Linked DNA regions of Homo sapiens: region 2 is linked to region 1. The links are chromatin contacts, found by Hi-C in ENCODE. All regions are on one chromosome and are shown on one strand. The core of a region is the stretch at or near the end of the contact, and the rest is flanking DNA. Distances in the headings are between cores, read along the strand shown. Region 1 holds the start of GPR183 (G protein-coupled receptor 183). Region 2 overlaps TM9SF2 (transmembrane 9 superfamily member 2).

Region 1 (4,611 bases), core at 1,236-3,735:
TCCCAGCACTTTGGGAAGCCAAGGTGGGCAGATGGCTTGAGGTCAGGAGTTTGAGACCAGCCTGGGCAACATAATGAGACCTTGTCTCCACACACACACACAAAAAAATACAAAAATTAGCTGGGCGTGGTGGCATGTGCCTGTAGCCCCAGCTACTTAGGAAGCTGAGGTGGGAGGATCACTTGAGCCCAGGAGGCAGAGGTTGCAGTGAGCCAAGATCGTGCCACTGCACTCCAGCCTGGGCAACAGAGTGAGACCCTGTCTCCAAACAAACAAACAAAAAAACTGTAAAGGCCAACTCTACTTTTACAGTACAATCACAACTCAAGAAACCCTGGTAACTTTCAACAGCAATAAAAACAAGGTTTGTGAGCTCATGAAATGATCTAATATACAGCTTCAGCGGCCTCTTACAGGATAATGACCCCATCACCTCTTCTTCATCTGCCTGACTACTCTGATATCAAAAAAAAGGGGCTGGGCACGGTGGCTCACACCTGTAATCCCAGCACTTTGGGAGGCCAATGCAGGCAGATCATGAGGTCAAGAGATTGAGACCATCCTGGCCAACATGGTGAAACCTTGTCTCTACTAAAAATACAAAAATTAGCTGGGCATGGTGGCATATGCCTGTAGTCCCAGCTACTCGGGAGGCTGAGGCAGGAGAATTGCTTGAAGCCGGGAGGTGGAGGTTGCAGTGAGCCGACAGCACACCCCTGCACTCCAGCCTGGTGAGAGCGAGACTCTGTCTCAAAAAAAAAAAAGAAGGTTGGGAGGACAGATCCAGTTTGTCAGAGGAATTACTTGAACTAGCTGAGTCCTTCACTATATAAAAATGTTTTACTTAATATAACTATTTCAAAATTAACAGGCAAAACCCCACCAGAATGGTCTTTCAACAAACTGAAAAATTTATCAACAGTGTCTTCTTCAAGTACTCTGCAGCCTAAGTTTTAAATGAACTAGTTCTAGAATATGATGTCATGTTTATCCACCAAGTCATAAAATCTCTGTATTACCCCCTCATAGAATTTTTGTACTAGGAATTACCTTGGAGATCATTTAGTTCAATACCTTTATTTTATACACAGTGAGGTGGCGGCCCAAAGAATTCAGCTGACTTGCTTGATGCTCTTTCTTGTGTCTGACAATGTTCCTCCATACTCACAGCACTTTAGACGTTAGAAGAACCTAATGACATCTGTGGGAGGCAAAAGCTACTCGACTATTTTTACAGAATCCTGGAGCAGAAAGGCTTCTGAGATCACAGAGTTACAAATTCCTACCAAATGATTCAATTCTGTTTACATCATCCCTCAAAATCATCAAGTTTACTCAAGCATCTAAATAAGAAACAGCATATTCCATTTTTCAAAATAATCACAACTTTTGGGAATGACTCTCATCTTTTGATCCAAAAGCTATGTCCAGTAACTTCTTACTGACCCTCCCGCTAGTCTCTGGAGTTAGGAAGACTGACACAAGCAATGTAAACACTTTTCTATGAGAGTTTCCACAAGCATAAGGATAATGACCCTATGCCTACAAAGCATACACATCCCCAGCTTATTTAATCAGTTCTCCTAAGACCTGCTATCCAGGCCCCTCACTGCCACAGGTGTTATCTATGTCTTCGTAAAAAGCAGCACCCAGAAGTGGCTGGGAATGGCCAGATCAGTCCTGACTAAGTGTAAACATCACCTCTCCTGATCTGAGTGCTACATATCTGGTAATTTAGCCTACAAATAAACTGCATTCTGACAGACACGTTAGTTGGTTTAAACTGAGTCAACTACAACTATGAGGTGAATGGCATGAGTCTCTTTCACCCTGTGCTGAAGAGGCTGGATTTTATCTATAATGGGCCTCCCTTCAACTGTTTCCCTGTTATTCAAGTACTCACACAGCCTCTGACTCAGGCAGCCTCTCGACTGAAAACGGCGACTAATCCAGTCCACTCCACATCCTGGACTGTCACTCACCCCCACGCCACAGAAACCTGTTTCTTTCTCATAAGCTGTGGATAAGGTGGAATGTGTAAACTACTCCCTGATACCAAGTTTCCAGGTAAAAAGCACTGTCAAAGTTGACACTATTTTCCTTAAAACATTTAAAAACCCATACTTTTACATGCAAAATCAATATAAAATCATCAGTAACTTGGTCTTTTTTTTGGTTAAGGTTTATTGCTTCAGTCTCTTTCAAAGAATTTTTTGATACTTAAACCTTTACAGAAAAATTTATAAAGTTCCACAGATATCAACAATTCATAAATTCCAAGGGGCTTTTGGATAGTTTTTTTTAATCACTATAAAAAATTTCACTTCCCATTTAAAACAAAAAAAAACACAAAGTGCACACACGTACACGAGGCTAACTGCTCATTACATGCTCAGTCACAGGGTGACAGAGAAAAAAAAAGTCACCACCATAAAAGGAGGTCTGCACAGCCTCTCTTAAAACAACATGCCACAGTTAAAACTTACTTCAGTTTGGACAACTACTCACAGCTACTACACAGAGACCCGAACGAGTCACTGATATGTAAGTACAAGATCTTTTGCTTTTTCAACAAACTTTTTAAAGAAAAACTTTAAAAGCCTAAGTTTTAAGGTAAAAGGTAAAAAGGAAAACAATCTATTTAAGAACAAGCTACCATCACTTCTAACAAAAATTATATTAATAATGTAAGTTTACTCTCTCTGCTGACTGGTAGGTCTAGTTAGTTCTTATAAAGTTGACTGAAAGCGATGGGTCCACCAGAAATATCTTTGTCAAAAAATAGGGCTCACTTCATGTACTACTGTATAAACTCACAATGACAAAAGACAGTATCAAGCAAAACTATGCAAATAATGCCAATATTTCAGGATAACTTAGTATGAAGGAAAAGGAACAAAGTTATTTTAATATAGAATATTCCTATGCTATAGGAATTATTAGAAATATAAGATTATTTCTCAGGATAGAATCTCAGGGGTAGAATTCCTAGGGCAAAGGGTATATTTTCTAAAGCTTTAGATATAAAACGGTACTTTTTGGTCTACAAAAACATTTTACCAATTTACCCTCCCGCCAGCAAAGAGTACCAATCTTTGCTTTTTAAATGCTAAATACTACTAATTAGATAAGTGAAAAAAAAGTCTGTTGTGTGGTTTATACTTGTGTTTACTTAGACTAAACGTATCTTTTCTATGTGCCTGAGGGGAAAAAATCACAATGAATTCTATGCAGTGCTTTGGCAACATTTATGTCCAGGTTGGGAATGGTGGTAACAGAAACTTGGCAAAATAGAAGCTGTGAAGAGACTTCCTTTAAAGGGCAGTGAGGGTTTTATATATGTGTGTTTGTGTGTGTGTTGGGGGAGGGGGGCGTGGTATTTTGTTTTTTTGGTGTCACTCTGAGTACAATATAGTGTAATAAGAGCAAGGGCTCTGAAATCAGGATCAAATGAAATTTACAAGCTGTGTGGCCCCCCCACACACAAGTTACCTAATATCTGGCTTCAGCTGCTTTACCTGTAAAATGGGGAGTATTACTACTGCCAAGTCCTTACAACATTGCCTCTCATTATAAGTGCTAAAAAACTGTCTCCCATCATTCTTCTCCCATCTCTCTGGCCACTGACGTACCAGAGGGTGAATCCAACAGATATGTTATGGATATTTTACATAAAGACCCTGAATCAGGCTGGGTGTGGTGGCTCACTCCTGTAATCCCAGCACTTTGGGAGGCCGAGGCAGGCGGATCACCTGAGATCAGGAGTTCGAGACCAGCCTGGCCAACATGGTGAAACCCCATCTCTACTAAAAATATAAAAGTTAGCCAGGCACGGTGGCACTCACCTATAATCCCAGCTACTCAAGAGGGTGAGGCAGGAGAATCCCTTGAACCTGGGAGGCGGAGGTTGCAGTGAGCCGAGATTGCGCCACTGCACTCTAGCCTGGGCGACCATGCGAGACTCTGTCTCGATAGATAAATAAATAAATAAATAAATGGCCCTGAGTCTATGGATGATCACACATCTAACTGTGCTTACTGGTAGGACTGCACACTTCTTATATTTTAGCATGTTTTCTCTCTGCGGGTTCACTGCACTTTTTGGACATAAAACCACAAAGAATATGCTACTCCACAAAATGTTCACTCACATGTTTATGTATCGCGTTAGTGACAATGGTAATGATCCCTTGCATAAATTACTTTCATCTGGCTTCCTAGAGCTAATTAGTACCATGACCAGTCAGTTAATGGAATAAATATTAACTCAGGTTTCTATATGACTTTAATTCATTTATTTATTCTATAGATATTTACTAGATATCTATTGTAGGTTGGTTCTGTAGCATTCTATAGGATAAAATGTTGGATGAGATCAAGTCATCATCCTCAAGAAGCTTACATTTAAAAGAGCTTCGCACCTAATAAAGCCGTTTACAGGGATACTTTTCTCTCTGCTATGGTTAAGACCTGCTGGAGTTGTTAGGCAGCCCTGGACGTGGCCTGTGTAGAGGACGCGTGGTGTTCTCCAGTCTGGGGGGTTTATCACCTTCTCAAGAAGTCTGGGCATTGTATAAAATGAGATAACACATGTGAGAATCCTCTGAAAGC
Region 2 (4,611 bases), core at 1,407-3,906, 240 kb before region 1:
CGTCTCAAAAAAAAAAAGAAAGAAAGAAAGCAGAAGTTTATCTTCAAACATTCATTCTGCTCTAAGTCTAGTTTGGCTCTCTGTCACCCAGTGCCTTCACCCTACCACCCTCTGTCCAAACCTTTTTTATGACACCTTTTCCTGACCTATTCTCTTTAGTATGACTTAACTTCTCTTTAGTATGATATAGTTACAAATTCTAGCTCTACCTATCAAAATTGTATCTCCTTAAGTTGTTAGTAGATTAAAAAAAAAAGATATCCTAGTCAGTCTTCAAACTGAACCTGAAGGTGTGAGTTTGGTTCCCAAACTTATTCAGTGCCAGACATTTGAAAATGATACTGCTCTTTGCAAAGCATTTATATAATTAATTTTATCATAAAAATTTGGAACAACTTTACTAACAAAAATAACTGTGGTATTATGTATTTAATATGTAATCAAACATAAAAAATAAATGTTTACTAAAAAATTATTAAAGGTTAGTTTCTGAATTCTCCCAGTATATTCATTTGTTGCTATTTATCAGTAGCAGGCATCAATAAAGTAAAATACATTAAATAAAGGTAAAATTTAGAAAATTCTATTCATAAACCTTTTTTATCTTCCAATTAAGGAAACTGGAAGACAGTGGAATTAACATATACCCAGAGGTAGTTTCAGAACAATCCCTGTGGCTATCAATACCTCTAAGGAACATTTATTTAAAAAAAAAAATTGTCCTAGTTGGCAAAAATTTAAATACAATTTCTGAAGTCGCTGAGGTAGCTCAAAGAAGAGAATCTTTTTATGGAGGAAGGAAGGTCTTTCCTACACACTCGCTTTCCCTAGAGGAGAGAGATCCTGCTTCCCAAATCCTCCCCAGATGAGAAGGATCTACACAGTGCTTCCTGCCCCATCCCTTCTTTTCCCACCCTCCTCCCTCCGTGGAAGCCAAGAATATCCTGGAACCCTAACCAGACTGTGCCTGCCCACGATGCCTGGGTAAAAGAGACCCTAAATGGTCCCAGTTCTGGGCTGTTTAGACTCAGATGCTGATGGTCTTAAGGACCTGTTCATCTCCAGCCCAGTGCCTCCCTGACAAAGGCTTGGTCTAGGAAGAGCTGAAGGGAGAAACCAAGAGTCAGTCTTTGGGTGCAACTAAACCTGCCCCAAGTCACTTAGATTTTGAGAACCTAAAGGATGCTCAGAAATAATCTGGCTTACCTACCCACTTAGAAAAACTGTGGTGTTTTTTGTTTTTTTTTTTGAGATGGAGTCTTGCACTGTCACCCAGGCTGGAGTGCAGTGGCGCAATCTCAGTTCACTACAACCTCCGCCTCCCAGGTTCAAGCTACTGCCTCAGCCCCACAAGTAGCTGGGATTACAGGCACCTGCCACCATGCCCAGTTTTTGTATTTTTAGTAGAAAGACGGGGTTTCACTATATTGGCCAGTCTGGTCTCAAACTCCTGACCTTGTCATCCACCCGCCTTGGCCTCCCAAAGTGCTAGGATTACAGGCATGAGCCACCATGCCCGGCCAGAAAAACTGGTTTTTAAGCAATTACTGTATTTAGAAAGTATTTTCTACTTGAAAATTTTCAGTTAACACTTACATAGAGTCACAAAGGTCATAATTAAAATCTGTGTCCCGGATCCTAGAAAGACTGATAGCAGCATCCCTTTTCTTGGAGGACGGAATATATCACCATGAACAAGTTTCCAGCCAAATTCTTCCTGGGCATCTTCCTAAAAGGGGAATGAAATCAGTTCGATTGTCTCATGGTATCAACAAGACAACTATAGACAGTTTGTTCACTGTTGAATATGCTGTTACAGAAAACAGGTTTTTTTTAAACTTAAAAATGTTAGTACCTATTTCAATTTTGAAGAATACAGCTTGACTCATGGAGCTTAATATGGCTTTGCTGAACTGTCTTATATGTCAGTTTCTTAAATTTATGACATTAAGGTCTACAAATATACTTATTGAGAAACTTTACAAAGACAATGTGATTGCTACCTAATTCTACTCTAAGTCAAGCTTTGTGATCTGACTTGATGACGATTTTTAGTCACATTCTATCCTCTTCATCCTACTCTTAATGATCTCCACAATAAGCAAATGGCATTAGCTCTCATATTCTAGCTACTTTGCTAATACAGTAAGCATGGATGTAAACATTCATTGAGCACCAACTATAAGCTCGGCTCTGTTTAAAACACCAGATACCACAGTGAGTGTAACAGAAAAATTCCTACTCTCAGGAGTACATGATCTCATTGGGAAGGCAGACAATAAACAAAATAAGTCAGGAAAGTATACTGTACATTAGATGGTAATAAGCGCTGTACAGAAAAACAGGATGTATGGGTGTGTGCAGGACAGGATGTAACATATGTGATGGCTGGGAGGGGTTCAATGGGAAGATCACATTTTGTAAAGATCGGAGGGAGGTAAGGGAACTAGCCATGTAAATGAGGGGCAGACCTTCTTAGCAGATAAAACAGTGAGCTTCGTGAAGGCTCTGAGGTGGAAACCTATGTCTGCCTGGTCTGAGGAACAGCAAGGTAGCCGGCACAGGTGCAGCAGAGTGCTGAGGTAACGTGGGGCCTTAGAAGCCACTGTAAAGCCTCTGACTCTTGCTCTGACTGAACAGAAGTCCCTGGAGGGCCGTGCTCAAGAGTGAAATGATCTGACTTCTGTTTGAGCAGTTTCACTCTGACTGCTGTGCTAAGAGATGGGAAGTAGGACAGGGTTGTGGAAGCAGAGTCACCACTGGCCTGGTTCCACATGGCAACGCTGTGCAAATTAAGATAAAACTCCATTAACAGCAATTATGTGGAACAGCCAATTATAAACAGAGTATTTTAAAATCATTTTAATATTTAATAAGACATAAAATCAATAAAAATCATAGGAAAGAGACTATAGAGTACAAACGTTAAAAGCTTATGAATATTCATATATATTTTCCCCAATCAGAACAGGTCAGAGAGGTTGGGGGACAGGAGGCTGAAGAAGCTGGGGGAAGAGAATACAATAAAAACCTGAGTTTTTTGCATTCATTCCAAATTACTGTGATTCTTGTGAAAATTCTTTTATTATGCTGCCATGAAATGAAGAGTAGAAAATGTGTAACACTGTGCAACTTAAAAAGTTTGAGACTAAAGAGGCTGGAACATGCAATTATTTTAAATATATCAAAAGGTTGAAATGATACAAATTTGTTAAGATTAATTTTAAAAAATTAACCACACAAATAAAAATTGCTTAGGAGTTATTCCATTCAACTTTGTGGTTTCACAAACAGGTATGTGTCAGGGATGGAGAAACCTTACAGAGTTGTAACTGTGCACCTACACCCCACGCTGCACCAGTCCATTCCCACACAGGAGGCTGTGAACAGGTCAGCTCCCAAGGCTGTGCTGACTCCATTTCTATTTTTTTTTTTTTTTTTTGAGACAGAGTCTTGCTCTGTTGCCAGGCTGGAGTGCAGTGGCACGATCTTGGCTCACTGCAGCCTCCGCCTCCTGGGTTCAAGCAATTCTCCTGCCTCAGCCTCCCGAGGTAGCTGGGGCTACAGGTCCCCACCACCACACCCAGCTAATTTTTGTGTTTTTAGGAGAGATGGGGTTTCACCATGTTGGTCAGGCTGGTCTTGAACTCCTGACCTCAGGTGATCCGCCCACCCCGGCCTCCCAAAGTGCTGGGATTACAGGTGTGAGCCACCGCGCCCAGCCAAGAATATTAATTCTTAAGTATCACTTTCTTATTTGAAAATGTGAATTCAAGATAACTTTTGAGAAGAATTTTTTTGTTTTTGTTTTTGTTTTTTGAAGAATGTTTTAAAAGCAGATTCTAAAGCTATTATTTTACCTTTTTGCAAAATAACAATAAACAGTGTCCTTGGCAGACTAAAGACTAAAATGTTTCCACTTACCGTAGAGTCCATCTGATTATATCTAGCAATATCTTTGTGCAGTGTCCGTAACATAATCATAGCTACCATTCCAGATAAGAAGAGAACAATGACCAGGGAATTCATAATGCTGTAGAAATAAGCACATCATGAGTAATCTGTAGCTTAATCCTAGGAACAGTAAAACTCTTTTAAAAACTGTTTATTGAGTAACATTAAAACAGTCTTGATCAAAATCAAAATGAAAGCTATCTGAAATCCAACAAATTCAATGAACTGTGTTCTTTCATGTTTCCCTCCAGTAGATAAATAACATTATATACTTATCATAATACAGTTTCATAGTCTGTTTAGAACTAGAATTTTTTGGTACATGGTCAATATTATGAAATAACTACTGTGCCCAAATCACTGCCACAACAAAGGACTGGCTTGTGCCCTCAAGAAATTTACTGAAGAACAACTTTACTCAGTAAATTAGTGAGTGTCAAAAAGATCAGACAGCAATAGGAAAAGGAGAGTTATGGCAACATGAACAACTCTAGATAAAAGTTTTGAATCATGTTTGAAGGGGATAATAATAAAGTCATAGCAACAACAGCGGCTTCTGTTTCTGAACACTCTTATGTGCCAGACAATGTCCTCAAATATTCTGTCCCATGATGTCCTTTAATCCTCACAACAATCCCATAAGGTGGGTATTTCTAG

Evidence for each region. A loop is a pair of places that touch in the nucleus more often than their neighbours do. Pooled maps may share reads with other maps.
Region 2: a loop to region 1 is called in a pooled map, with 3 times the contacts of the local background. The contact joins the enhancer-like site here to the promoter of GPR183 in region 1. A Hi-C loop is called at or near these places in 4 of 37 single-sample maps with no recorded cell type and 3 of 50 pooled maps.

What each region holds. Positions count from the first base shown.
Region 1 is chr13:99,305,273-99,309,883 of GRCh38, reverse strand. It overlaps GPR183 (G protein-coupled receptor 183), which reads left to right and starts at 2,485. Exons shown (of 2, transcript NM_004951.5): 1 at 2,485-2,544. All of the region lies in intron 4 of UBAC2 (UBA domain containing 2), which reads right to left.
Region 2 is chr13:99,540,981-99,545,591 of GRCh38, reverse strand. It overlaps TM9SF2 (transmembrane 9 superfamily member 2), which reads right to left. Exons shown (of 17, transcript NM_004800.3): 9 at 3,925-4,033; 10 at 1,597-1,729. Among named protein-coding and RNA genes, the nearest start is that of LINC01039, 34 kb to the left of the region's middle. RefSeq lists an enhancer at 2,282-2,341 and a silencer at 2,692-2,761. Within about 2 kb of position 2,656, at least 7 of the 41 ENCODE cell types and tissues checked have a DNase peak (open chromatin) inside an H3K27ac peak, as active enhancers do.